Linked DNA regions of Homo sapiens: region 2 is linked to region 1. The links are chromatin loops, found by intact Hi-C in ENCODE. Cell type or tissue: A673. All regions are shown on one strand. Each heading gives the region's core, and the rest is flanking DNA. Links, peaks and the distances in the headings are about the cores only.

Evidence for each region. Peaks named below come from ENCODE experiments on the same cell type or tissue, not always from the same donor. Only the 100,000 strongest peaks of a DNase experiment are listed, where the experiment ranks them.
Region 2: it touches region 1 in a loop (8-fold over the local background); 1 of 110 quality-filtered maps calls a loop at or near these places.

Annotation. Positions count from the first base shown.
Region 1 is chr10:62,689,612-62,705,409 of GRCh38, forward strand. No RefSeq gene overlaps it. Among named protein-coding and RNA genes, the nearest start is that of ADO, 110 kb to the right of the region's middle. RefSeq lists an enhancer at 1,712-1,881. In A673, for the core only: no CTCF peak of the experiment used is centred there; DNase peaks (open chromatin) are centred at 310, 2,780, 3,330 and 3,880; H3K27ac peaks cover 5,595 bases.
Region 2 is chr10:62,191,300-62,207,097 of GRCh38, forward strand. RTKN2 (rhotekin 2) reads right to left here. Exons shown (of 12, transcript NM_145307.4): 10 at 13,558-13,723; 11 at 8,455-8,562; 12 at 1,787-7,144. The coding sequence ends at 6,609. Among named protein-coding and RNA genes, the nearest start is that of LINC02621, 60 kb to the right of the region's middle. In A673, for the core only: a CTCF peak has its summit at 2,370; DNase peaks (open chromatin) are centred at 2,372, 4,332, 4,442, 5,142 and 2 weaker places; H3K4me3 peaks cover 485 bases; H3K27ac peaks cover 5,638 bases.

The DNA of each region.
Region 1 (15,798 bases), core at 1-8,000:
GCAGAGGTCCAGATAATTAGATTGTTCTTGATTGCTGATCATTTTTCTCCAACTTCAGTATATGTAACAGAAATCAGAAAGAAAGAATTCAATACAAGTTCTTCCTTAAATTGTTTTTCTTCCATCAGATTTACACTCATATTACAGTATTCAATTGAAAATCCAAAATCCAGAAGAGCCTAAAAAAATGTGTGCTTGAGCTTAGATGTGTCTCCTGATAGAGATTAGATTAGTGATTGTTTGTCTTAATAAACGGCACTTCCTCTTGAAACTGTGCCCAAAACAACCTTAAAAAGTTCCGATTTCATGAAACGTGTCACTTCCTCTCCACTCACAGCCCCCATTTTCCTTCCTTCCCCTGGGTCTCACTTTTTTTTTTTTTTAATGTAATGCTTTCGTGTTTGTAATAATACCCCTCCTTGGCAGGCTATATGATATAACTCCCATTTTTCTGGGGAGAGTTTTGTGATGCAGCGAGTTTTGATCTCAGCCAAGGTCACAGAGAGGGTCAGAAACAACAGAGCCGAGATTCGATCCCTCACCCCAGGAGCCTCAGGAGGGGCCCCACAGCCGTTTTCTTGTCATCATCTGAACTTGGAACAGCCTCCCACCCACATCCAGCCTTCCCCGGCACCTCCTTCCCTTCCCATCGCTTCACAGAGCAGTTATTCAGGGTCTGCATGTATGAGCAGCTCAGCCATGTTGCATGACCTACTTTGGCATTTTCACACTGCTTGGAGAAACTTTAGGGCAAAACCATGATAGTGGAGAGAAGCCTCCCTCCCAGCCACACCTGGCTCAGTTTGGACCTGCTTGCCCTGAACAAAGGAACAGAGGACAGAGTGGATGAAAAGACAAAGGGGAGGAGTGAGGTGATCACAGCTGGCCTTCAGCAATGCCAAAGTGACCGGTGCAGGAAATCCTTGAATGTTTGGGCAGGGACATAAGGCACCTGTCTATTTCACATCTGCTAATCAATTCCTTATCAAGTCATCATGGAGCCTGTTTGGGGAAGAACCCTGTCTTCTGTGAGTTTTCTAAAGCACCCTGTCCTCTTCCCACAAGGGCAATATAATTAGTAACATCAAACACTGCAGGCTACCATCTCCTGTAAGGTGGGCTATGAACTTTTCAGAGGGCGTGAAGAGCTACCACTCCTATTTCAAATAAAGCTAATGCCAAAGAACCCACATTTAAAGCTCGAAAACAGCAGCTACGTACCCACCACCACCCACAGATCTAGTGATAGAGATTTTTTTTCTGGCTTGGCCTATTATTTATTTAGAATCAGAACTGATTTCTATCTGGATGATGTAGTCATTTAGGTTGACATCTGAAAGCATCCAACAATAGAGTCCCCTCCCTCTTAAGAAGAACCAGTGAGGTACTACAACAGTGACCTCTGTGGCTGAGGGTGGGATTGTGCCAAATCCAGGAAGGCTCATGCATTGACCATTAATCACCTACCTCCCCCAACCTTGCTGAGATCTTGCTCAGACCAGGAATCCCTAAATTGGAGGTTCCAAAACAGGGGCAGAAACAAAAGTGCTGGTTCCTTCCCAGGCAGCGAGGGCTCATTTCTGTTGGAGCCCTGGGCCTGGACACTCCTCCAGCCATTGGTATTGTCTTTGAAGCCAACTTTATGATTTCACACTTGGTCTGGTTTACCTTTTAATGTCCTAAGTGGAAATCTTGGGAAGAGTGATTGGAGGAGTACATGGGTAGAGGAAGAAGAAAATTGAAACTCTCTTTAAAAAAATACAATTGAATTAAGAATTTAGTATTACATTTTAACATAACAAGCACTAAGAGAAAAGTTTCCTTAAAGAATAGACTTTTGCTGTATGTCAATTAGTGCGCCCGTTCTTGTAGGTTTTCTCTGCTGCCTCAGAGCCAAATCTTCAGCCTCCCACACAGATCTGTGAAATCAATTGTCTTCCCCAAACATGTGGTAACCACAGAGAAGTAAAATTAATAAAACTGCTCCAAAAGATGATTTCTAAAGATGACATTCCTACTTTCGCTTTAAGCTTTCTTTCCTGAGGCCAAGTAGGGGCCTGAAGTGGGAACAGGAGGGGTTTGGTGAGAATTTGGGACCCGTTTTTTTAATATTTAAGTTTTAGAGTTTCAGTTTCACTTAGTTGTTTCGGGAGGGAAGGAGAGCAGGGAGAAGTTAAAGGTGTAAGGAGGAGGCCAAAAAAAAAAAAAAAAAGGTAAAGAAAAGCCAATCAAGTTAGGACTGTCACACCTGACAAACATGCATGTCATCCCAAGGCGGTCTGGGATCCACTCAACAACCCCACACACGCCTTCATTTGGTTGCCCGCCTCCCCCACCTGGGTTGAAGGCTACCACTGACGGTGGCATGTCTGACATACCGAACCTGCCACCCAGTGATGTTCCTCAGGAGCAGGCCCCACTCAGCCCAGCCCTGACAATGGTAGCTTAAGACAGGCAGAGGCCATCAGTCTCCATTACGAAGACAAGGTTTTCCTCCCATATTATCCTGTCTGTCATGTCCTCCTTAGACTCCAAAGGCACGGCTGTCTCATACATCATCATCATTTTCTCTCCACAAAGATGGAGAGCCCCAGGGAGGGGTCCTTTTTCTCAGCGTCCTGCCATGGATGGCCAAGGGCCTTCCCTCAGTGACAGAAGCAATGCTGAGCTGCCAGGGGAGACATTTGCATCCCTATTAGGCCCGGGGCTTTGAAGGTGGGGGAGGAGGGACCTGCCAGCCAGTTTGTAAATCAGAAGCTTAAACAAACTTCCACAGTCTCTGGAGGCCTGGAGAGCACTCCTGTGATACCAAGAGTGGAAGGAGAGGGAAAAAACAAAACAAAACAAAACAAAAACCTCAAACGTAGAGCTCCGGAACATACATGCGCTTAGTTTTGGCAGAGAAAAAGATACACTTAGTCTTGGCAGATACACAATCTTGTCACTGAAAATTGGAATATTGTTAATAGCAGTTATATTAAATTAAGCATTGGGTGCATAATTTTACTGAATTCTCACAACAGTATTGTTTTACATTTATAGGACATGTTTCAGGAGACAAAATTAAGGCTCACATGACTAGCCAGAATTAGAAGAAACCTATTTGTCTGACTCTAGGCTGGGCACAGTGGCTCATGCCTGTAATCCCAGCACTTTGGGAGGCTGAGGTGGGCGGATCACTTGAGGTCAGGAGTTTGAGACCAGCCTGGCCAACATCTCTACTAAAAATACAAAAACAAAACAAAAAAAAATTATCCAGGCCTGATAGTGTACCCTTGTAGTCCCAGCTACTCAGGAGGCTGAGGTGGGAGAATTGTTTGAATCCAGGGGGCAGAGGTTGCAGAGATTGTGCCACTGCACTCTAGCCTGGGTGACAAAGCAAGAAGAAAGAAAACAAGAAAGAAAGAAAGAAAGAAAGAAAGAAAGAAAGAAAGAAAGAAAGAAAGAAAGAAAGAAAGAAAGAAAGAAAGAAGGAAGGAAGGAAGGAAGGAAGGAAGGAAGGAAGGAAGAAAGAAAGAAAGAAAAGAAAGAAAGAAAGAGAGAAGGAGGGAGGGAGGGAGGGAAAGAAGGAAGGAAGGAAGGAAGGAAGGAAGGAAGGAAGGAAGGAAGGAAGGAAGGGAAGGAAGGAAAGAAAGAAACCTATTTGTCTGACTCTAGATCTTTATGCTGACTACCGAAATGTGTTAGTTGGTCAGATATAGAATACCCTAGAACTTTTGCATGTGTCCTAAGTGATCATGTTAATAGTTACTACTCATAAAGACCTTCTATATGTCGGGCCCTGTTCTAAACACTTTGCATCAATATTCTCTTTTAATCTGCACAGGGAATAGCATGCTGAGAGACAGGGGTTATTGTGATCATTATCTACATTTTACAGCTGGGGAGACTGAGGTTTAGAGAAATTAAGTAACTCACCAGGTCCTCACTAGCAGTTGGTGGAGTTAGGATTCAGACTCAGGAACTCCACCGACCACAAATAGCCAATATAATCACTGATTTGCTTGAGAAAGTCTATAGTAATCCCAGGAGAAAGGGCCCATCATGCAGTGAAGGAATGCAGTTTTCAACATTGGGTTCCTCACTGATGTTAATTTGGATGAAAGCAGCTGAAAATGAACCTCATGGGACTTCTCAAAGGAGCAAACTTGTCACCAAATCAGGGTGAGGAAGACCCAGGTCTTCCCTTGGGTTCGAGAGGGGAAGCTGATTAGCTTACGGTAGGTATGAATTCAGTTCTTTCTTGGAATCAGCTTGCGGAGTCACTGCTTGCTCTCTAGTGGTCACTGCCACTGGGGATGACCTATTAACAATCGGGCATGAGGAGCTACAGCTCTTAGCATGCCAGCGGGGTAACCTATTCTTTCTGCCCTTTCTTAGATAGAAGGAGGCACTAGCATTGTTCTGAGCCCCTAGAAATTTGACTAAGTAATCCTGCAGCATAGAATTTGACCCACTTGCTCAGGCAAGGGCTTCTATCATGCCCAGAGGTGAGGCAGCAGCAACAGAGGCTCAACCTAACTCAACATGGTTGTGGAAGACCCTGTTGGTTTCCTATCAGCCATCCCCTCTTCTTTCTGTTAATAGAATGCTGATATTGTTTAGCTGACCCTCCTTCTCACGATCTGATGTTTCACTGATGCCCATAATAGCTACTCCACTTACTTTGCCAGTTAGTAGCTAAGGAAAGGAAAAATGACATAATTCTAGCCAAACAATTGTGAAGGGATTTATGTGAGGGACTGGGGGCTCTGGAAAGGTTTCTGTATGGAACTCTTTTAAAAAGACACTTTGAGAAAGCAATGATCTTTTTCCTTCCATTGGATGTTGTCATGTGATGCCCAGAACTGCAGCAGCCATACTGCTACCTCAGTCTATCTCCCCTGAGACCAATTCAGCCACTCTGAGAAGAACAGATCAACATGATGGGAAGAACCTGAACTCTTGAAGGTATTGATAAGTCACCACATTAACCAACCCTGGACTTTTACTCCTTAGTAAAAGGACTTAGACTTTTGATTATGTAAGATATTGTTCTCATGTATCAACAGAGTCTGGTGCAGGAAATGCTGGTTAAATGTGATAAATAAGATAATTCACACAAAGCACTTTCAGCAGTGTCTACCATAGAGGAAACTTTAGTTATTATTCCATTCATCATACATGTGTAAAGCTCCCAGCTCTTTGTCTTCCCCTGCCCCTAGATTAGTGTTGAGACAATAATGAAGGCAACAGGCCTGTGTAACCCGTTTCAGTCTACAAGAAGTCTTGGAAATGTTCAACCTCAAAACATGTTAGTTGAACCATGGCAACAGTCCGGGTGGAATCTACACAAAGCAAAGTTCAGAGATTTGAGGTAAAACTACCACCTTATCTCGCCAGACTACAAAATCATAGAAACCCACAATTAAGGACATGATGTAGAGATCTGCTATGAATTTCCTGGTTTTGTTTATTCATTGAGTCAAAACTAAAAGTAATGTCTCTTCTCTTCCTTGTAAACCATACACTTTAGGAAGAAAAATCAATAATATTCCCAGCCAAGATGTGCATGTTATATCATAAATACAGTATTATAGACTCTTTGAATAGGGTGTGATTTATAGTTGGATTCTGGCAGCTGCTTTGAAGCCATACAATTTTTCACTTAAGGCTAATTAGAGGATTCTTAATTAGCAAATCTTTCATCCATTAGATTAGACAATAAAGATTTTTCAAAACTACTGTAATATTTAGTTCTCTTTTTCTCATCTTAACAAAACAGACTAGATATCTATCATTTATAAAAAATCTCTGTTCAAGCTTTATGAAGCTCATAGCCAGGAAATAGCCAAAAGAATCGAGAAATGTGAACTCTCATCCCACCCCGACCCTGCCTTCTTGGGACCTGGAGTAAGCCACGTTCTTTCAGGTCTCAGCTTTCTCATCTATGAAATGGAGAAGATTAATTAGATCAGGGTTTCTCAACCTTAGCCTCATACTTTGGAGAAAACAATTCTTTAGATGCCTAGCAGCATCCTCAGCCTCTATCCACTAGATACTAGTAGCACCCCTCCCCCGCCACACACACACACCAGTTGTGACCATCAAATATGTCTCTAAACATTGCTAAATGTCCCTGGGGGGGAAATCACCCCAGCTGAGAAACAATGAATTAGATCAGGAGTCATAAATGCCAACAAAGGTAAAGCTGTTTTACAAATGAGAGAAGTGGATCAGATAAATAAAGACAAATTCAAGAGCAAGTATCCTATCAAAAGGGGAAGACACTCTCCATCTCCAGTGAGTTCTTATTATGTCTCACAATTGTTCAATAGAAGGCATGAATCCCACAATTATGTGAAATCTCTTGGCTTTTTTTTTCTTTAATGTTGGCAAATCATTCCTTGTAGCAGTTAGGAAGGTGGGTTTTAGAGCTAGAATGTCTTATGTTCAAATCCCAGGTCTACCTCTTACTAACTTCAGTATCAGGCAAGTTCTTTCGAATCTCTATGCTGTGGTTTTCTTATAAAATAAAGAAAATAATAATATTACTTCATAAGATTATTGCCAAGTTTAAATGACACAGCACATGTAAAAGACCCAGAAAAATGCACATAGTAAGCTCTCAATAGATATTATCTATTATTATCCCTAAGATAAAGAAACACTGTAAACCAAACTAAACATAGGTCAGACTATAGGTCAAACTCAGTCTAGAGGCTACAGGTTTTCAACTCTGGCCTACAAGATTTCAAGGGTCTGTTTAGGTTTCCTAAGGTTATGTGATTCCATTTTATGAAAGCAAGGACACTGATTATTAAACTCTGATAAATTCCATACAGTTTAATTGAGGAGATAGAACTCTGACACTAGCAAAGCTCAGGTGGGCAGAACAGAATTCTAATTAAATGTCAAAATATGTGTTCTTAGAGGTCAGCAAGAGAAGATAAGGAGCCATTTCTGCTTTCCATTTAAGAAAAAAAGAAATAGTTCTCTTTTTTGAAGAAAGTACATGAAAAAAGAAGAGCATCAAATTTGGAATCTGCCATCTTCAACAGTATCCTCTTAACAGATGCCATGACAATACAGTGAGCTATTCTTGACTTTCTAGCTAAAATAAATCGTCAATTATAAGTTGGTATCATTAGCCCAATTGCTTTTCAGTGAGATGTCTGATACAGGCAATAATGGATTGGTTTCTCCAACCTAATCCTCCCACTGGAAACTAACATATCCACTGCTGATCAATACTTTGATTTGAGTTACTTATAACTCTGTCAGACATGAGTATCTGCTTCACTCCAGGGTAAAGAAATGAGATCATTTTGCAAAATTTAGGTCAGACATTAAATTGTCTCGGGTGAGTTGTTTTTGTGGTCTAGAGTCACATGACCAAATCAACACTGTAGAGGATTATCAGAAACTAAAAGGGGCAACCTGAATAAGTACCCATTGCCTTTATTAAAGCCACGTCATGGAGTATAATGAGGTACTAGTAGTCTGTGTGTTTGAATCATATTTCAGGGAAATGCTTTGCAAACATGACTTTTGTGCTTTAAATTAAAGTTCACACTGTTTGACCCATAACTCCTCTTCCAGGAATCTGTCCTAAGGAACTATTCAGAAGCTAAAACTAAAATGTATGCATAGATAGCCTATGCAATATTATTTATGATAGAAAAAGTAAGTACCAACCTAATGACCAATATTAGAAGAATATAAAATAAATTAAGAAATAACCCTATGATGGACTATTATGCAGCCAATTATAGATGGTATTTCAAAGAGTATTTCACTACCTGGAAACATATTTAATATATAATACTACGCAAAAAAGGTGATAAAAATTGCATATGTAATATGATACTAATTGTGTGTATATATGTATATGTAAAGATATTCTCCATCAAAATGTGAACTCTGGTTATTTTTGGGTGGGATCATAAGTAATCTTCATTTCTATCTATAAACCTCTCTGCATCCCTAAGTTGACACCAGGGTTGCCATATGCAATAGTGCATATTGTACACTGCAGAAGGGCATCAAGCCCATGGGGCACTCCAAGCCATGTACCCTGTTACTACTTCTGTTCAGAGAGGATGCTTTTTTCAATTTGTACATATGAGATACTGAAGCCCTGTTATATTTTTATAATTTAAAAACCCATAACATTAAAAAACCCCATCTTATCCAGGGGTAGGTAAGAGTTTATATGGGGCCTGAGGTTTAAACAACTGAGAGGACCCTCTTTGTGAAAAGAACAGAGTCTTTTAATTATAAAATAAGTCATAGAAGTAAATTTCAATTTAAAACGTGAAAAAAAAATCACAGAAACTTCCTGGAGACTTAGAGATTAAATTCTTTCTCTCTAGGTAAGTTACCAGAAATGCTTAAAGAAAAGTCCTTCCTGATTGCAACCTGGCTCCCCTCCCAATCAGAACACTCTACAACTCCCAGAAACTCCCAGCTATCCTGGGGGCCCATATAAGGAAATGACCCTGGAGGTTAAGCTTCATTAGTGCCACAGTAAATCTGGCTCTGATCTTTGGGGAAAGAAAAAATTATATCAACCCAGAGCCAAGTGCTATTTCACAGATAAATTTATGATTCCAAACCAAGTAGTCCAGAAAGTATCATAGCTGTCCAACACTACTAAAAGAACCATTTTATTTCAATTTAGCAAGGGCTTTCCATAAACACTCATTAATATAATTACTAAAATTCAGGACATTTCCTGCTGTATCCAAGGATACAGCTGTCTTCTGATATATATTAATTAGATGCTTAAAAGTTTTGTCATTTTAAAACAGAGTCAATCTCCGGCACCCTCCACCATACGTAGAGTTCTCCCCGTGCCAGGACAGCAAAGAAAACCTTCAACAGGTATTCATACCATCTTACTAGGCCAGAGAAATGGCCTAGGGTTTACAGCAGATCTGTCTCTAGTGAGCCATTGAGGATACTAAACTAGGCTCCTATGACAGAGAGGTAGGGGCAGAAGAGTGGTTCTTCAATTACAATGAAACAAAACAAAACAAAAAGCTAAACAACAATCAAAACAGACTTTCATATATATATACCACCAGTGAAAACTCAACCCCTAAGATATTCTCTAGATCAGTTTTTTTCAACATTTTTAGAGAGAGAATTTTTTCAAAGAAAAGCATACACTGAACTCCAATATATAAATGAATACTTGTTTTCAATCATGTTATCTCCAATGCAAAAAACGCTCAAAACTAAATCTATCTTGAATAAATCATCACAACAAGGTGTGCTATATGTTCATATTTCAACTGACTATATTAAACTATTTTAAAATTGACAATGGCATATGTATGCTCCCCAATTTTACATGTTGGACATACAAAGCCTAAATTGCCAAAAAAAAAAAAAAAATCACTGCAGAGTGATAATATTCTTATTTAGTGGCATCTATATAAAACATTCAAATTTGTGCACAAAATGGAAAAATACACCACAAATATGATTGAAAGACAAATGATATAATCTGGAGAGAAATATTCACAACACATATAACAAACAGCACATATAAAATTGAGATGCCAGAACTAGATAAGAGAATGAGGCAGAAGGACTATTTGGAGAGAGAATGGCTAAAACTTTTCCAAAACTGTTGAAAGATATCAACCCACAGACACAAGATTAGCAAACTCCAATCTAAAGACAAAGAAATCCACACTTAGGCATATGATAGTCAAGCTGCTAAAAGCAAATAAATAAAACAAAAGGAAAACAGAAACTCCTGAAAGAAGATAGGGGCTGGGAGGAGTGGGAGGGAGGACATATTTCATATAGGGAAAAAATGATAAGAGTGACAACTGACTTTTCACTGGAAATGGTGACCAGAAGACAATGGTATGACATCTTTGAGTTCTGAAAGGAAAAATCCTATCAACTCAGAATTTTATAGCTGGTTAATATATCCTACAATCTGACAGTGAATTAAAGACATTTTTAGACAGACAAAAGCTGAAAGATTTTTCTCTAGCAGAGTTGCAGTACATGAAGTACTAAGAGAAGTTTTGCAGGCTGAAGAGTAATTATATCAGATGAAAGCCTGGTTCTGCAGGAAGGAATGAAAAACTCCAAAGAGGGAAAATATGTCAGTAAATCAGACAATTTAAATCTTTTTTATATGTGTACATATAGGTATAATTTCCTTTAGAATACTTTAACCATTTAAAGGAAAAAATAATGATGACATATTTTACTTCTACCTAGCATAAGTAGAAGTAAAATAAATGGTAACAAGAACACATAGAATTAAAGGGTGTTAATTGGTAGTTTACTGTTCTAAGAAGACAATAGAGAGAATGAAAGCAAAGCAATATTTGAGGAAATTATTGCCAAGAACCTTCCAGAACCAAAGAAAGACAAGAACTCTCAGATTGAGTGAGTGCCACCACCACAACCCCTAAGTGTCCAAGTATCCAAAAGGATATTCTTTTAAACTCAACCTACAGACAGAGTGAAGTTTCAGAACCTCAAGAACACAGAGAAAATACTAAAAGTTACCTATGAAAAGACATATTACTGATAGAAGAACAAATTCAGACTAACATCTGATTTCTCAGTAGCAGTGCTAGATACAATGGAGCAGTGTGCCTATATTTCCCCACCAAATGGCTTTTTAAGAAAGAAAATAAATGAAAATATCCTCATATATTCAAGCCTCAGAAAGTTTAGCACCCACAGATGATTTTCTAAAGAAATACTACAAAATATATTTCATCCAAAGGACAATGAACACAAAAGAAAGGAGTGGGATGTAAGAAACACTTATAAACAAATAATACAGTAAATTAATTTTAAATAAGTATTTATTTTAAAGAACTAGCAATTTATTTATTTAAAAGGTCATAGTAATTTAGAAGTAGCATTCTGGATTATATGAACATTGAAAGTGTAGGAAAAGCAAAGAGAAGTAAAGGTTCTTGTCTTGGTCTAGAGAAGGGTATAGATTAATTAACACTTGTTTCTATTATAAAAAATATATGTCCCCATATGTATCATAAAAATTAAAATGTGGGGTGAAAAACTTAACCAATAGAAGAATGGAAATGGAGTATATAGCTTTAAACCAATAGAGGGAAAAATGAAACAAAGAGTACTTACTAATTTTATATGTTTGTAAATGCATATAAAATTACACAGAAGGAAAATACCACACTTGTCTGTATGTATGCCTGATGTGTATCTATGTGTGTGTCTGTGTGAAGCATTCTGTGTGTATCTGTGTGTGTGTGTTGTTTATGCCTGGGTAAAAATACTGTTGTCAACTATTTTTCTTCACGAAAATGGGATCAAACCATACTGTTTCAGTAAGCTGTCTGTTTCACACATCATGCCATAAATGCTACTATCAACCTAACCTGCCAAACAACCCTCAAGATGCAAGAAGTCAGGAAGCTTGATCATCCTAGGACCCACAGCTTACTATGGACAGTTCTGGGAAAATAGTGGAATGGAAAATTTGCCTCATTTGCCCCCAGGAACACATTGTAAGTGGGCTTCTAACACTGGGCACTAACCCAGAGCTCAGATACTATTAGTTCTAGCCCTTTCCTGGGGAGCAGACGATCTGGTGCAAGGAACAGAAGAAGGCTCAAGTTCTTAAATTCTTGCTCACGGAGCAGTACAGTCCAGTTGTTCTGATCATTTGCTCCAGAGATAGACTGCCTGGGTTCTAGTGCCAACTCCACCACTTCCTAGCTGTGTGGCTTTGGGCACGTTACTTAATCTTTTTGTGCCCCTATTTTCTTAACTGTAAAATGAGGATAATAATGGAGCCCCCTAATAAGGGTGTATTGAGGATTAAATGAGCTAATATATGTAAATCACTCAAATAATGCCTGGCACATAAAAAATAATTGATGTGATATCTAGGATTTAGGGAAAGTAGACAGAGGTATGAATAGAGCAAGACCACCCATGGGTTGATGTTCACTGCGGCTGGATGATGGGTACACGGGGCTTTATTTTAGGGTATGTTCAAAAGACCTTCTATAAATATTAACTGTTGATAGGAGCTACTAAAGCAGAAGCACAGCTTCACTGTGGTCACAATACTGTTATAAGAAAGATAAGGTGTTTCTTGAAAAGATCAACAAAATTGATAGACTGCTAACAAGACTAATAAAGAAGAAAAAAGAGAAGAATCAAATAGATGCAATAAAAAAATGATAAAGGGGATATCACCACCGATCCCACAGAAATACAAACTACCATCAGAGAATACTATAAGCAACTCTATGCAAATAAACTAGAAAATCTAGAAGAAATGGATAAATTCCTGGACACGTACACCCTCCCAAGACTAAACCAGGAAGAAGTTGAACCTCTGAATAGACCAATAACAGGCTCTGAAATTGAGGCAATAATTAGTAGCCTACCAACCAAAAAACATCCAGGACAAGATGGATTCACAGCTGAATTCTACCAGAGGTACAAAAAGGAGCTGGTACCATTCCTTCTGAAACTATTGCAATCAAGAGAAAAAGAGGGAATCCTCCCTAACTCATTTTATGAGGCCAACATCATCCTGATACCAAAGACCGGCAGAGACACAACAACAAAAAAGAGAATTTTAGACCAATAACCCTGATGAACATCAATGCGAAAATCCTCAATAAAATACTGGCAAACTGAATCCAGCAGCATATCAAAAAGCTTATCCACCACAATCAAGTCGGCTTCATCCCTGGAATGCAAGACTGTTTCAACATACACAAATCAATAAACATAATCCATCACATAAACAGAACCAATGACAAAAACCACATTATTATCTGAATAGATGCAGAAAAGGCCTTCAACAAAATTCAACAGCCATTCATGCTAAAACCTCTCAATGAACTAGGTATGTATAGAAAGTATCTTAAAATAATAAGAGCTATTTATGACAAACCCATAGCCAATATCATACTGAACGGGCAAAAACTGGAAGCATTCCCTTTGAAAACCAGCACAAGAGAGGGATGCCGTCTCTCACCACTCCTATTCAACATAGTGTTGGAAATTCTGGCAAGGGCAATCAGGCAAGAGAAAGAAATAAAGAGTATTCAATTAGGAAATGAGGAAGTCAAATTGTCCCTGTTTGCAGATGACATGACTGTATATTTAGAAAACCCCGTCGTCTCAGCCCAAAATATCCTTAAGCTGATAAGCAACTTCAGCAAAGTCTCAGGATACAAAATCAATGTGCAAAAATCACAAGCATTCCTATACACCATTAACAGACAAACAGAGAGCCAAATCATGAGTGAACTCCCATTCACAATTACTACAAAGAGAATAAAATACCTAGGAATCCAACTTACAAGGGATGTGAAGGACCTCTTCAAGGAGAACTACAAACCACTGCTCAACGAAATAAAAGAGGACACAAACAAATGGAAGAATATTCCATGCTCATGGATAGGAAGAATTAATATCATGAAAATGGCCATACTGCCCAAAGTAATTTATAGATTCAGTGCCATCCCCATCAAGCTACCAATGACTTTCTTCAAAGAATTGGAAGAAACTACTTTAAGTTCATATGGAACCAAAAAAGAGCCCACATTGCCAAAACAATCTTAAGCAAAAATATCAAAGCTGGAAGCATCACGCCACCTGACTTCAAACTATACTAAAAGGCTATAGTAACCAAAACAGCATGGTCCTGGTACCAAAACAGGCATATAGACCAATGGAACAGAACAGAGTCCTCAGAAATAACACCACACGTCTACGACCATCTGATCTTTGACAAGACAAAAACAAGAAATGGGAAAAGGATTCCCTATTTAATAAGTGATGCTGGGAAAACTGGCTAGCCATATGTAGAAAGCTGAAACTGGATCCCTTCCTTATACCTTATACAAAAATTAATTCAAGGTGGATTAAAGACTTAAATGTTAGACCTAAAACCATAAAATCCCTAGAAGAAAACCTAGGCAATACCATTCAGGACATAGGCATGGGCAAGGACTTCATGTCTAAAACACCAAAAGCAATGGCAACAAAAGCCAAAATTGACAAATGGGATCTAATTAAACTAAAGAGCTTCTGCATGGCAAAAGAAACTACCGTCAGAGTGAACAGGCAACCTACAGAATGGGAGAAAATTTGTGCAATCTACCCATCTGACAAAGGGCTAATATCCAGAATCTACGAAGAGCTCAAACAAATTTACAAGAAAAAAGCAAACAACCCCATCAAAAAGTGAGCAAAGTATATGAACAGACACTTCCCAGAAGAAGACATCTATGCAGCCAACAGACATGAAAAAATGCTCATCATCGCTGGTTATTAGAGAAATGCAAATCAAAACCACATTGAGATACCATCTCACGCCAGTTAGAATGGCGATCATTAAAAAGTCAGGAAACAACAGATGCTGGAGAGGGTGTGGAGAAATAGGAATGCTTTTACACTGTTGGTGGGAGTGTAAATTAGTTCAACCATTGTGGAAGACAGCGTGGGGATTCCTCCAGGATCTAGAACTAGAATTACCATTTGACCCAGCAATCCCATTACTGGGTGTATACCCAAAGGATTATAAATCATTCTGCTATAAAGACACATGCGCACGTGTGTGTATTGCAGCACTATTCACCATAGCAAAGACTTGGAACAAACCCAAATGTCCATCATTGATAGACTGGATTAAGAAACTGTGGCACACATACACCACGGAATACTATGCAGCCATAAAAAAGGATGAGTTCTTGTCTTTTGCAGGGACATAGATGAAGCTGGAAACCATCATTCTCAGAAAACTATCACAAGGACAGAAAACAAAACACCACATGTTCTCACTCATAGGTGGGAATTGAACAATGAGATCACTTGGACACAGGGCAGGGAACATCACACACTGGGGCCTGTCAGAGGGTGGGGAGCTGGAGGAGGGATAACATTAGGAGAAATACCTAATGTAAGTGATGAGTTGATGAGTGCAGCAAACCACCATGGCACATGTATACCTATGTATCAAACCTGCACGTTGTGCACATGTACCATAGAACTTAAAGTATAATTTTTTAAAAAAAGAAAGATAAGGTATTGGTATACAAAGTAGCTGTTAGACAATGATACAAATGTTATCTCTTCTTGCCAAATTGTGTGATCTTTGTCAAGGTATTAGCCCCTCCTGTTCCTCCGCCACCACCTAAATTTGTCTCAGGGATCCTCATGGATGTCTCCAATATTTTCATGAAAACATTAGCTTAAGTTTTTATAGCCTAGCCAAAAAGGAAGCAGGGAAGGGGAATGGGAGGGAGAAGAGCTAAACCACTGAAGTGAAGCTGCTATTAGTTGGCCTTACAAAACACACCTATATGTTGATTCTCTTCAGAGACTAGATTTGGGTGGAAAGAAAGGGAACATAATTTGAGTGGACAAAAAGGAAATGGGGCTGCAGGAAGGGAAGGGAGGGACCCAGGATGGGGCAGTAGACTTCTCTATCCAAATGGGCTTTGTGTCAGCCCTGAAGGGAGCACAAGACTGCAGGAAAGAGGAAAAGCACCTTCTTAGTCTTGTGTGCTACTCACGTAGTTCAGGACCAGCAGCACCAGTATCACCTGGGAACTTGTTAAAAACAGAGACGCGTTGTTCCACCCCAGATCTCTTGAGTCAGACTCTGTATTTTAACCAGGTGCCCAGGTGACTCTCATGCACAATGAAGTGTGAGATCTACCACCTAACCCAGGACCTAGAATGGCTGGCTCTTAATACATGTCTAGATAGATAGGTTTCTGGACGAATGGAGAAAAGCAGTGCAAACTTTGCTTTCAATCAGCCATCCTG
Region 2 (15,798 bases), core at 1-8,000, 500 kb before region 1:
CTATGTTTTAATTATTATTATTTTTTGTAGAGACAAGGTTTCACTACATTGCCCAAGCTGCTCTTGAACTCCTGGGCTCCAGCAATCTGCCTGCCTTGGCTTCCCAAAGTACTGGGATTATAGGCATGAGCCACCGTGCCCAGCCTTAACTCAATCCGTCACAGATCTTTCACAGCACTTAAAATGAGATGCTAAATTGTGTAATACTGATTACTCTTTCATACTGCCCACAGTGTTTTATGTATTTTTTAATCTTTATAACCTAAGTTTCCCAGTGGCAGGTAGGGATTGCTTGTATCCAGACAGATTTATGTTAGATATATGGGAGGCAGGTCAAACCATGCTTCATCTCCATAGTCTCTAATGATTGGTTCTACTCACCGGAATTCACGTGAGCTTAAGAATAGGCTGTCTTTTAATTTATAAGCCCCAATAGTGCCAAATATAGAGTTCAAGAGACAATGAACAATAAGTATTTGGATACACTTTTAGGTATTTCCTAAACTTTTATGCACTGTGAGCCTAACATGTTCACATCAAGCAAGAAATGAAAATAGGAGAGGGGTTATAAGTGACTAAGTTACTGTGTGTGTGTTGGGTCTCTATCAGCTGTATCCTCTTCCCTCTTCATACACGTGTTACATACTATATGTCAACCTATAGAAACAAGGCAGGAACTTAAGTATTAGGTCCTAGACTATGTGTTACATGCATTACCTTATTTAATAAACACAACTATATTATAAGGTTTTTTTTTATCTTAAACATTAAAATAAAAAACCCAAATGAGGTTAAAAAAAAAAAGCCCCAAATCATATAGCTAAGTCATGACAGAGCTAGAATTTAACCCAAGTCTAACTCCAGAGTCCGTAGTCAACTACCATGCAGTATATGACCCAGAGCAAGTCTTCCACTCTTGTGTGTGTTAAGGGGGGCTACTGAGAGAATATGGTAATGATTAATTTATATAAAATATTTAACACAGTATAGTATCTTACACATATTACCCAATAAGCTGTACTCACTCTCATTACAGTATACTATGACAGGGTTAAATGTCAATAAAACATGCTTTCTGCCCTTGAAAAATCTGATAAGATGTGGTGGGTAGCCTGCTAAAATAGCACTCCAGTGGCTCTAATTCAATGGCTCTTTACCCATGAAGACGATGAGATATCACACCCATCATTACATTGCATGCAAAAGTGATTTCCGAATCAGCTGACCTGGAATTACTCAAAAGGGAAATTATCGTGGTGGGCATTCCTCATTTAATCATATGAGCCCTTTAAAAGCAAAGCACTTTCTTCAATTGGGAGCAGCTGAAATAGTCAGAGATTTGAAGCATGAGGGAGGCTTGATGCACTGTTGCTGACTTTGAAGACCGAAGGGGCTACTAGCAAGGGCCGGAGCACAGTTTCTAGGAGCTAAGAGTGACCCCTAGCCAACAGCTAGTCCTACAAGCACAGGAACTGAGAGTGAAGTACCTAGTAGGGCATGGCAGGTTGGAGCTGGGTTGTAATGGTTTCTGTAAACTATGGAAGGGGATTTGAAATTTTTATTCTGCTCCATTGGAAGCATATTTTAAAAGAATTTTTTAAAACTAACTGAAAATACCTGAAGAATCTAACACACTATGTGTATGAGTATGTATGTATGTATGTTATATCTATAGTATTATATTTTATATACATAAAACACACATTTTAATATTTGAGGTAAGTGAATAATTCCTCTTACTACTATTCTCCCTGTTAATATAAAATTATAAAATTGCTACAACTAATTCAGTTAAATGTTTATTAAGATTAAGTTCTACAAAAATGCATCCATTCATAATTTTGAGTAGATAAACAAAATATAAAAATATTTTTAAGCAAGACACCAAAAAGTATTCATTTTCAACAAAACAATTTATTTTGATATCTTGAACCATCTGACATAATTATGTATATACAAGATCTTTTCAATCTACCTCTCCTTTAGTAGTTACATTAAGAGATTACCATGTCTCAAGAGCAAACTGCTGGAATTTAAAACACAATTTTCCATAAGATCTGGAATGATCTTTTCTAATTATTAAACGTGTCAGCATTAGTATTTTCTCCCATACTCAGATAAAGAAAAATGTTTGTTAAAATTTCTGTAACTTTTTTTGTTGTTAATTGAATGTAAAGGTAGTTTGTTTCTCTAAGCACATTGATTAGTAGGCCTCTCTCTGTAAAGTATTTTTTTAATTTTAAATATTTCTGATCACACTACAGATTTAGAAATAAAATGCTGAAATAATCCAACTGAGCCAGGATTGCTCATTTCTCTCCCCCACTCTGAGGCGCTCTGCAGGAATAAAGTACTGAGGGAGGTACATTAAAATAAGGAGACTCCTTGTGGCTAGTAGCGACTGAATATCCTACGTACCTAATTTACTGCAGTGGCTTAAGCTCTGGGGAAATTCTGGATCACTAAACTAAAAGTAAGGTTATGTCAATGGATTTTTAAAAGAGTATACTTTAAGAAGGATTATATGTAAACATTTTAATAATGTTAATTATACCATGGCTTATCAGAATGTTAGTCTTATAATAATTAGCACCAGCTACTTGGTATGTCTTTTTCTGATTAAACTGATTCCACCACACTGTCTACTTCAATCAGTCTAGTCTAGAGGAGCACTTAAAGAGAAAAAGTTAGAAAACGTCTTCATGAATCAGTTCTTTTAATGTACAGAAGTTTCAATTACATGACTTGGGCTCGCTTACCAAATACCTTTGGTACTTTAAAAAATGTATGTCCATGATATAATACTTTTTAATCCAAAAGTCTGACCCATATTAAAAAATAAAAATTATAAACAAAGCCAATTACACAAGCATGTCAGAAAATCAACACACCCTAATATATTTTCAAATGATGACTTGTCTTTTAAAAACCCAAAGGTAACATCTTTCCCAGAGTTAACTAAGAACATCTATGATCCAGAATATGCAGATTTCATTTAACTATTAATAGCAATGAAGCAGTTGCACACAAACATGTAAACATATGTAAACATTTAAAAATAGTGATGCCTTTGAAATGTAAGGGGAAAATGTCAACTTTACATTATAATTTAAGACTAACAGTGAAGATGGCTACTAGAATATAAATGGTCATCAGTTAAAGTTTAATTACTATTCAATAATTCACTCTTTAACAAGAAAATGAGTTTTGATAAATTCAGACCACAGGGACAGATATTTTTCTTGCAGAGCAGTTCTTGCTCATGGTGCAATGCAGTACTCTGTCCATGTAGTATAGTTGTGCCTCATTCGTGGTAACACAGGTGATTACATTCAAATGGCATTTAACATAAATTGCACCAAACTGCCCTATAATTTCATTTTGGACTGAATTAATTAACTTCTCAGTAGGGGGCTGAGGTGCTGAACATAAGCCTAAAGAAATACTTGACTGCTTAACCTACCTTACGTGAGGTATCTCTAATTCAAGACAGCTTCCATTTTTAATAAATAGTAGCAGGTAAAATGCATTTAGTAAGATCCCAAAGGGTAAAGATAAGGCATTTATAATAAATGGATTTAGTTTTCCACATATATTCACATCCATTTAAAAGAAGTCAGGGGGCACTGCAGACAGTTAAGGAGGATTTAACAAAACTCAGCAAGAGTTGGCACGCCTGATATTTTTGAAAGACTATTTACCTTAGGAGGTGTGCATTTAGAATTTTAAAAATGCCTTCTTTGCCCTTGCAAGATATTAAAATACAAAAGTTACCACTTAGTAGCAATTAAAAATAATACTATCTTAATGCTGACTACGTAATTTATATCCCAGAGCTTGAAATGTAAAGGTAATTGTCTAAGACATTATCTTTAGATCATCAGAATTATCATATCATAAAATATCTATTCTGTTTCCCCAATTATATTATCAAGAGCTGACAGCTAACTCTTTGTTTCAAGTTTATAGTCTTCATATATCAAGAAACAAATTAAAAGGACAAACAAGGAATGTGAAAGCTCATAAAAAGCTGAAGCAGCTTTCATATTACATGGCATATTTATTTGTCATAAACTTCTGGTTTAAGAAATGAGAAAACAAACAATTCTTTTGAAACACTCTTTGACACAGTGCTTAACTATTTTTAGATTTTTTTTTTAAACTGTAAAGGAAGGGAGGAAGGAGAGACAGAAGGAAAGTGGGAAAAGGGGATGAGACAGAGAGAGAGGACAGGGGGCCAGAGAAAGAAACAAAGACAAAAAGGAAGGAAGGAGGGAAGGAGGGAAGGAGAGACGGACAGAGGGAATGAAGGAAGGAAGGAAGGAAGGAAGGAAGGAAGGAAGGAAGGAAGGAAGGAAGGAAGGAAGGAAGGAAACCAACTCTGTATTATAACTACACTCCTTAGGTAAGGGGTAAATTAGCATTTCAGGAGCTGAAGACACCAGACCCATTTCAAAGACTTGTAACATACAGTAAGCTGGGCCCCCCAGAAAGAGACCGAATAATTTGGTGGGGAGGGGGTGGTGGTCCTTGCTCAGGCTTTTAAATGGTTCTAGGTAAAAAGGGCTTCAGTCCTGTTTCAAAGTTCTACTCTGAGGGCACAACTGCTAGGTAATTTCTGTATGAATACTTTCTTTTTCTTATACACCTTAAGTCCTTCCTGCTGTTATCTGCATGAGGAAAAATGACAAGAATATAATCTGGAAGTTTTAATACTGATTTGTAATAAAGGAAGGCATCAACTAGGAAAAAAAAAAGAATGCTTAGATGCCAGCTTCAAAACAATTTTCCCTGCAGCATCTTCTAGCTCAATAATTTAGTGGCAATGACAGTCACAAATGCTGTCAAAAACAGCAATGAAGTTTTAAAAAATAACCCAAAAATTCAAACAATAATATCCTTTAGATTTTTAATGTCATTTATTGAAATGGCAATCATAACAGAAACTTATGAGAGCCTTCTAGTTAGAAAAAATAAGTTTACTTTTTAAGGTTTCCATACATGTGATGATCTCTACATGCTATCAAGCAGGCATATAGTACTTTCTTCTCACCAAAAACTCTGTCTGTCCTGATGTTACCAGTCACAAGAAACCTTTTGTTATCATTACTCCCTCAAGATTCAATTCTTACTAGGAGTCCTGGGCAAACACAAAAGTGTCCTGGCAGTTACATCATTCTCTATAAATGGAAAAGACCCCGCTATCTGAAAATAATGAAAGGCTCCATTTAAATTAATGTGGTTTTTTGGTCAAGTGTTCATTTTGTTTTGTAATAATGTAGTTCTGATCCAAATAGAGTTCTTGCTAGCTTTAAAAAGATCTCAAGAGATTATACACAGGGCAGCAATTTAATTCTTAAATTTTTATTTCTTGCAATGACATTTAGGGTTCAGTGTGATTTGAGATTTTTAGTGCTGTTGCTGACACCTTATGGAAACTGTTTTATTTGGAAATTCTAATTAGATTTTTAAAACTGTTCTGCTCTTGTTTACAAAAAGCATTATTATAAAAAATGGATTTTTTGTTCCTTTAAGGTATTTTTCTGCTATTTATTCCTCACTTGACTTTATAATCCTGTTTGGGTCACTATGATTAGTTGCTATGGAAATTACCTCCTATGGAAATGATTCCAATGTCACTGTTGTAAGAATATGACATTTAATGAAAAATACCACTAGCAGACATCAACTCTTACTAGGAAAAGGAAATCTAATTAAAATTTTAAAAAAGAATTCTGAAAATTATTTACCATGGCCAACTTTTCTGATATTTTTGAATCTCTCATCTTCTTTTTAAATAAGTATTAAATGAATTTTAAGGTGTTGATCAGCTACTCACTTCCCTAAATTCCAAAGTCACAATGGAAATTAGCACCACACACAGAAAATTGAATGTAAAGAGCATTTCATCTACCATTTCTCTAAACTAGTAAGTGTTATGCTTCATTTATGAAAGTTAATGTCAACAGTATTTCAGGGCTCATCAAGGAAACAAGTTTGAATAGCACATTACAAATTCCCTTTAAAGATGAAGAATTTAATATTCTAAAATTTATCCCAGGAATTTAAAAGGTCAGGCCTATAAACTAGTGAGTTAAACAATAGATGAGAGCCAGTGAACCATTAGATGAGAATTCCAGAATGCTAAGAAAATTTTCTTGGGTGGATTCTATAATTTGTGGTTTGAATAAAACCTTTGAAACATTCCATTAGTATTAAAATTCTCACAATGAGAATATGGTTCATATTTAACACATTTTAAATTACTAGACAGTCTCTCCCCAAAAGAAATTTTAATGCTTTATTCTGCCTAGGGCTTATTCACTGCCTGGTACTAATTCAGGAATAAATTAACCCTTCCAACAATTAGGATATTGTCTAGAAACTGCCTCTTGCACACTGCTGGAGAAATCACTTACATTCTGCAAATCAGGAGTAAAAGAGAAATCCACTTCTTCATTATAAAATGTTTTTCTATACCTAATAGCTTATTAATTATTGGTATAAATCACTATATTTACCTATATAATTACACATTATTCTATAATGCCTCTGAATTAAGCTTCACAGTTATAGATTTTGTTAAATGTTTTATCATTAAGAGTTTTCTATACTTGTGCCTGCAGCCATGATCTAGGGTCCAGAATGTCTTTGATGGATTTCTGCCTTGGAGCTGGCACTGGCTTGGCTTCAAAATTGGTTTTAGTGTCTGTGTGCTCACCATCACTTAATCTATTTCTCCTGGCAGGCAGAAGTTTTCGAGGAGCAGCCATTGGTTTCTGTAAGTGATGCATTAGAGTTGATAGTTTGGTATCCAAAGACGATGTCTGAGATACACTTGTTTTTCCCCAGTTGTCCTTAACCAATTGATCTGTGTTACTCTGTGATTTTAAGCTGAATGGAAGTTTATCAGAAGGAGGAAGGGGAGCTTGTCTCTTTTTCCCTTTTTCATCATGTAATGGCTCACTTGCAGGATACAGTACCTTTTTCTGGATGACCATTTGATGGTTACCATCAAAGAGTGTGGCCCAAGGAGGTGGTAAGGATTCTTCATGCTGACCAATAAGGAACTGCCCATTTGTCTCTTCAATTTTTTTTTGTATTATATCCGTTAAACTTTCAAGTTTCATAGGTGAATCAATGCCTATAATAATTTTAAGAAAAAAAAACATGAAAAAATTCAAAAGCAGTATGTACTTTATCTAAATAAGTTCTTTTCCAAACTAGTATGCTATATACAATGGTCATCAAAGACTATGATAAGGAAAACGTTCACTTGTAAAAATAACCACACCATCAGAACTAAAAAGATCATGCGCTGCACTAATCATACATTATATATGTAAACATACACATAATACATAGTATATAAAACATATATAACATACATATAATTTACATAATACATACACATGTATAAATATATTCCTATATAAATTAGCAAAATCCATCTTTCAAAGAAGTGGAGTTATATGAGTTTTCTAAAAAATTCTATAGATTAAGTATTTATGAGATAACATTTCCTGGATTTAAAACCTTATTCTGACTGCTAGGTAAGAGATTTCCTTTTTTACAAAAGCTAGATATATATTAGGATGACTGCATTTGGATGAGTATTCTTTCCTGTAGACCAGCAAAGTCTCTGTTAAAAGGGAAAATGCTTAAAACCAAAAACCCAGGAAAACAGAGTAAAGCCCTCATACCACTTTGGTAATAAGGGTGGTGGGTGAAACTTTCCTTGGCAAAAATAAAAGAACAGAGATAAATCTCTATTAAATAAATTACTGGTATTTTAAAATGTGTGAACCCAAATGTATCATTTTTAACCTGACATTTTAAAGTGAATGTAAGTACAGGTACATTAGTGGCAAATTAAACAGAATTTAGACTGACTTGCACTTGTTCACAACATTATTTACTGAGGCAACAGCACAAAAATAAACACCCTTCAAGGTGTGGGAAATTGAATATTAGTGGGTCTAGAAATTTAAAATTTTCCAAAGTATTAAACTTAACCAATTTCTTTTTTCTGGCTAGAGATGAAAGCTTCCATTCATTAGTATGCATCTATCAACACTACTTGGAAACAAATTTAATAAAATACAGAAAAAAAATTACTGAACATGATTACATTTTAGAATGTGCAAATGTTTATTTTCAGAATTTTCATCAGCTACTCAGCTAATATTTATTTTCAGTGCACCTTTACTCATTTTAAGCCTTAAATTTTTTGTCTGATCTTAAGCATTCAGACTATGAAAAAACGTGTATTCATTATTTTGTATTAATTCATCTATTAAACATGAGTTCCTTAGTCTATAATCAGTCTTTTTTCATTTATTTTGATTGTGCCCTGAAAATTTTAGCATTTTAATGTCAATAGAATAAGCTGCTTCAGTATGGACAATGTTGTTTTTGTTATCCTGCAGCTTAGAAAAGACAAACCCCACTTACTCATATCATGGTAGACTGAGGTTGCCTCTTTTGTCAAGAACAAAGGTGGTTTCCGTGGTGACATAATCTCAATTTTCATAAGTTCTTCACAACAGTGCTTCCATTGGCCTAAGACAGACAGAAAAAAGGTAGACTAGTTTAAAACATAAATGTGAAGATATATATTTCATTTTTAATAGATAGCAATACATTTTTGCTTTGAATAAAAATCAGTGAATTTATACATAAAGCACTGCGTTAAGGGAGGCTTGCAGAAAAACCTAATACTATCCATAATTTCAAAGTCCAGTTCTGAACATAAAAGTAATCTATTTAAAAAATAAAGTTTGGCCGGGCACGGTGGCTCATGCCTGTAATCCCAGCAAGTTGGAAGGCCTAGGTGGGCAGATCACCTGAGGTCAGGAGTCTTGACCAGCCTGGCCAACATGGGGAAACCCCTTCTCTACTAAAAATACAAAAATTAGCTGGGTATGGTGGCAGGTGGCTGTAGTCCCCGCTACTTGGGAGGCTGAGGCAGGAGGATCACTTGAACTTGGGAGGCAGAGGTTACAATGAGCCGAGATTGCACCACTGCACTCCAGACTGGGCAACAGAGAGAGACTCCGTCTCAAAAAAAAAAAAAAAAAAAAAAAAGAAAAAAGAAAAAGAAGTACTTCTATGCAAAGACATTAGGCTAAAATCTCTAGGCTATTAAATACTATCCTATTTCACTAAATGGTTAATAACTACTTTAAAATTTCTATTTATTGCAAAAGTTTGGGAAGGGTTTTCTTCTTTTGAATAGTAAACATTAAGTATTCAAGATGTTGAAAGGTTAAACAATCAACTGAAATATAGTTACCTAGAAGGAAATAGAAAAAAACATAAAGGAGTGAGGTTTTCAAAAATGGTTTTAACTATGAAAATTTTGATTAAGAAATAAAAATTATTTATTTAACAACTGTCCCTTTAAGATGATTATCATGCTTTTCAAAATCATTTAACTCTAGAAAAACACTGTATTTTCTTTTAGGTTTTAAAAGGTATATAAAAACCTATTATTATAAAGTCATATCACCCAATAAAATTCTGAGTCTAATTTGTTTTAGGAAGGACACATTAAATAAAGGCATTTGGAATAAGAAAAAAATAGTCTTGAATAAAATCTTTCAACTATTAAGTTAAAATTTGAGTGTGGACATTAATTTTTATTTTAATTATGTTTCACACTATTTTAATCTTAAATTTTTTAGATTTCTCCTGAGTGATGTCTAAAAATTTAATCTTTTCATACTTATTGTGCACCTGCATGCTGGATAGCAACTATGCTAGTTCCTACGTATCTGTATATTAATTTTATAAGAGTTAGTTACTGAGGTTCACCTTCTTATAGCCTATCTTATACCAATAGAAAAGTAAATGTAATACACTTATGTTGTATATCCGTATTTCATACCCAACTTGATTATTTTCTGTGACTTAAAAACTAAGGACACTTCATGTTTAGTAAAATTACTCATTTTTGTTGTTTGTAGTTGAATATACTCTCATAGTAATATGATAATATATGCATAAATTAAAAATCCACCACCATTAGTTAAGAAACATAAAAAAAGCCTTTCAGTATGTTTTATTATGATGCTAAGCACAGAATATGATAAAAATTTCAAAATAAGCCACACAGCAACTGATAAAGGGAATAAATTCTTGAGTACAAGGCTTCAAAGGTTGATCTCTAGAATGTACATCTAGTAGGATCTGAGATCTGATAACTTATTCCTCCCCACACTTCCTTTTATAGATAAATATATAAGAGCCAGTTTTTTTCTTCTTAGGGGCAGGAAAAAAACCCATATCTAATGGAAAAATAATGAAACACTTCAAACTGGCACACTTTTCTGTCACATTCTTAGAAAAACTATTATAAAGTACAGTATTTCCTCTATATCGATAAATGAAAGCATTTCATTGTTAAACTAGTAGCAGAATATGAGTTACAATGAAAACTGGAATATAATGCCACATTATTTCACGTGTTACTAAAGTCAGAGGTATAAACGTGTTCATGGGTCAAGACTTTACGACTGAAACATTTATTTTGCCAGCAAATAAATCTCTATGCATAGCTATACATGATAGCCAATATGCTAACATGAAAACAAGGGCGCAATATGAAATATTAAATGGGTATGTTTTGTTCACATAACAATTTATATATTGAAGATGTTTCCTAAAATACCATTTACTGTTATAGTGTTCCCAGTCAAAATAATTTTTTATGCTAAGCTCCTAATGTAACTCAATATTTATATTGTTAAATATTTTTTAAAAATTTAATGTTCCAAATCTACCTTAATTTTCTCTATCTTTGACCTACCATTCTCTGCTCCACTCCTATTGACCATCCAGAACATGGGTCACTCCTCTTTTACATGACTGTTAACTCACAAATGTTAAAAATAGCTATTACATCCCCCTTGCCCACCAACATCCACCCGAGGCTATTCTTCCCTGGGCTAAACAGATCTACTTCCGTAAGTGTTTCCTCCTGAGTTCTAATTATCTCACCTTCCTGGTTTTCTATTCTTAAATAGAGTCAAATAATTGAAATTTGCTCTCAATATTAAATTTCTCTTACTTTATTCTGCCCTGAATACCTATCCTGTACTTTGTTCTACATACCATACTTCAACCAGGATCACAAGAGGTTGCACCTGTCACTAGGAAAGTTAAAATTTTAAAGTACAAGTCAAATTTTTAGTATGGTATAAATACCTCCATCTTTGCTTCATATATCCATACACAATGAATTCTGAATTTTGAAGTATAAATGTAATAGAATTTGTACTTTAAAAATTACATAGGTTGGCAGTTTTTATGCAAAAAAGCATTAAATACCAAAAATGTAACCAGACCCGAGAACCAAGTTGTCATCACTTCCTTATTATGTTGACAGTACAAAAATGTCATGAGGTTCTTATTCTTTCAAATCTCCATTTCAGCATGATAAATTATTTCACATAATCTAGAGAATGAAAGCATGAGATGATCATCTAATAGTAGTTGATATCTAGACTACAAGATTCTGGTATTATCACCTTCATTTACCTCTCCTCCTGTTTTTATGCACATAACAATTATACAATAGCTGGGTGCGGTGGCTCACACCTGTAATCCCAGCACTTTGGGGGGCTGAGGTGGGCGGATCACCTGAGGTCTGGAGTTTGAGACCAGCCTGACCAACATGGAGAAATCCCGTCTCTACTAAAAATACAATATTAGTTGGGCGTGGTGGCACATGCCTGTAATCCCAGCTACTAGGGAGACTGAGGCAGGAGAATCACTTGAACCCGGGAGGCAGAGGTTGCGGTGAGCCAAGATTGCGCCATTGCACTCCAGCCTGGGCAAGAAGAGCGAAACTCCATCTCAAAAAATAAAAATAAAAATAAAACAAATAAAAATACCAAAATCATTTCTAAAAATAAGATAGTCATTTATAAGACGGATTCTCTAAGACAGAACATTTAGTAAAATGGTTAAAGTTTTAGCTATGATTAGCAAAAGCAAGGAAGTTCTTGTCTTTTAAGTTATACACCTGAGATCTGCTGAATTTTTTTTTTTTTTTTTTAAAGACAAGAGTCTTGCTCTATCGCCCAGGTTGGAGTATACAGGTGAGATCTTGGCTCACTGCAACCTCCACCTCCTGGCTTCAAGCAATTCTCCTGCCTCAGCCTCCCAAGTAGCTGGGACTACAGGCACGTGCCATCACGCCTGGCTAATTTTTGTATTTTTAGTAGATACGGGGTTTTACCATGTTGGTCAGGCTGGTCTCAAACTCCTGACTTCAGGTGATCCGCCTGCCTCGGCCTCCCAGAGTGCTGGGATTACAGGCGTGAGCCACCGTGCCTGGCCTGAAAATTTTAACTAAATAAATGTGGTACACGCTGATAAGCATGAAATGAATATTTGAACATTTATTGAGTGTCTAGGGATGATACTTAAGGAAAACAAGTCCTAAACAATACAAGAAGGCCATGGAGGGAACCCTCTAGTTCGATGCTGTGAAACAGAAACCTCTTCAGGCCTAAGTTTTCTCATCTTCAGAGCAAAGGGAAATAATTTCTACCTCGCAGGAGTGTTATGAGAAATAAATGAAATAATCTGTTATACGGGAAATAATCCATAAATTTAGATCCCTTTCTTGCCTCTTACCCAACTTCTAACTTGAGGGCTGCAAGTATTAACTCTTCCTCATAGTGCTCCAGAAAACAGAATTCCTAAAATGTCTGTCCCTAGGATTATTTCCATGAGTTGCAGAAATAATTTTCCTTTTTTGGAAATGTCTCAACTTTCTATGGAATAGGATTCAGTAGACAAAATACTGGTAGTATCTATCAGTAGGCTTTGTTTGATCAGAAACAGACATTATCAACATTCTACATTTTCAATATAATGATAATATGCTGTTTGACTTATTGTCAGTAAACACAAAGAACTGTTACGATTTCAGTATTTTCCTGTTGATAAAATTCCTCGAGAAATATTAGAACCTCATATATTTTATACACTAGAGCCCTATTACATTACCATACATTGTTTTTATGTCCATGTCATTGGACTGTATTATTGAGATGAGAAAATCCTATGTGTGTGGTTTAAAAAGAAACCTGTCTGGATGATGTCCAAGAAGATGATAACGAATCTGGAGTTAAGGGAAGGCTACAAAGTGAGACTCCTGAATGTTTCAATATTTTAGGATCATCATTATCCTGGAAAAGTTTTTTGTTCCTCAAATGGCTTCTTATCCCTTGGATCAAACACATTGCCTTCAACAGTTAAATCCTAACATTTTGAGAGAATATGGTCTGGTTGTTTTAGTGACCAGAGGGAGCTTCAAAAAGTAGGAGGTAGAGATGCTAGAATCCAAACGTATACTATACAATAGTCAGGCACTGGAAAGAGATTGACAGAAAGAAGCATCAGTGCATTGATGATATACTACCATTCTTTCAAGAACATAAAAAATTTTTGCTACAAACTCTAAGATTACAATTTTAAGATTGCTGTGCACATCCTTTTAGGCTACATAAATACACAACTAAAAAAATCCAAATATCTATTTACTAAGATCAAAGAAATGCTGCCAGAAGGCTTCCATCCACTTCTGAAGATCTTCTCTATTGTCAACTGCAAAAATCTGAGTTATAGCTTGTCCAGGAACAGGATTGATGACAGAGAAATTATGGATTCTTTTCTTGGCATCCTTATCCATTGCCCGGATTCTGGTTTCCTAAAAATTAAGAAAAAAATTGGGGTTTTGCATGAGAAAATTTCTGTAATGATCAAACAAATGTTTTATTGCTTAGCTACCATATTTATACCTGATGTAACCATAATCTTATTGCTGATCATTTGAAATTTAAAACATGTAATTTTGAGAATTTTTTATATTCAAACTCCAATCTAGGTTTTTAAAAAAGAATGCTTTATATAAAATACTGAATAATGTCTTAAATTATGCTATATATAGCACTTATGCTAAATTACATGAGATTAAAACATAACCCCTGTTTTGATCCATCTCAGTTTAAGTGGAAGTTTACTGTCTTTTATATACATCTTAAAATTTCCAATAAAACAAGTACAGCATGTCATAGCTGTAATGTGGATTACATGTTAACCATATTTCAAATTAATAAAACAGAAGAATCAGTAAAGTATCTTTCTTATTCTAATATTCATGCATAATATCTAGTGCTATCAGTTAAAGCAGTAAAACCGTAACTTAGTGTTTACTGTAGCAAAACAGGTTTTCCTCATTAACATTTATTTTGTACGTAACGTTCATTTACAAAGTTCATAGCTAAAGATCCATAAAATAATATAATCTTTAAAATGTTTAAATTATTTTTAAAGTGCTAAGTACAACACTACCACAAGGACAATGGTTTCATTCACGCTGATAGTCTAAACCTTTTTTCTGAGTGATACTAGAATGCTATTATGATGACACTTATTGATTCTATACTTAGAAGATTCTGAGAAGTCTATTCCCAAGTCACACACAGGCACAGCCATGCCACATGGTAAGCTGGCAACTACATGTGGCTTTGACCAAGGAATATTGGGGGATAAAGTCTGTACTAGAACTATCTATTACACAAAGATAGAGATTTGATGCCTAGATAATGACTCACTTACACTATTCTAGGGCAATGCTGTCCAGTATAAGTACAATGTGAGCCACATATGTAATTGAAAATTTTCTAAAAACCACAATAAGTAAAAAGAAACTCCTGAAATTAATTTAACGATGTATTTCATGTAACTCAGCATATCTGAAATATGTTGAAGGCTTTCATACTAAGCCTTCAAAATCCAGTTTGTATTTTACACTTACAGCACATCTCGATCTGGACCAGCCATATTGTAAGTGTCTAACAGTCACTCCAGGATAGTGGCTACTGCACTGTACATAGTGGTTCAAGAGAATCATGGTTAAGCCTACTGTAATGTGTGACAATAATATTTTGGCTGGTAGTAATAAAGGCTGATTAAGAATAGAAAGAAATTCTTCACTGAGTAAAGTGTGAAGAGAGGCTATACAGTCACACACCAAAACCCACATATACATACAATATGGATATTATGTAGTCATTACAGAAGTAGCAGGGTTAGGAAGAAAAGCTATCCATTCCCTGAAAAATGGATAAATACAGGCAGGTGAACACCATATATACTACACAAGGAATTCCCTTCTGAAGGAATAAATTCTTATTCAAACACCGCAGGGGAAAAATGTATGTTGTATAAAGCAGCAACATAACTTTGAACCTTTAGAGTATCACAAAATATAACAATCATTAACCATCTTAGAGACAGTCTATCCTGTCACAGTAGAAATCTAGGAATGTGAGTGTCTTTAGAGGACTGTAATCTTAATTTTATCATAATAGAGTATAAAATTATACATTATATATGTTACTTTTGACTATACGCCCAGTATCTTAATTTTATCATAATAGAGTCTTTTTACACTTCTATGTCTTGGTAATAAACTTTGTGAATTAGTTCTTTTAAGTAATTATTTTTATTATGTAACAAATTTTGCCCTAAATGGTATCCTTGGAGCTCAACGATGCACCTAATCATCCACTGTAAATATAAAGCTTATAATCACAAGCAGAGAATGACTTAAGCTCTAGGAAGAATCTTTGATATGCTACTCTTATCAGACTAATTGAAGGTTAAATCATAGTAGGGGAAAAACCCTCTATTGTGTTACAAAATAAAATAAAATAAAAAGTATTCTTGTTACTGAAATTGTGCTTCCCTCCACCAATTCCATTTTAATAAACATTTCTG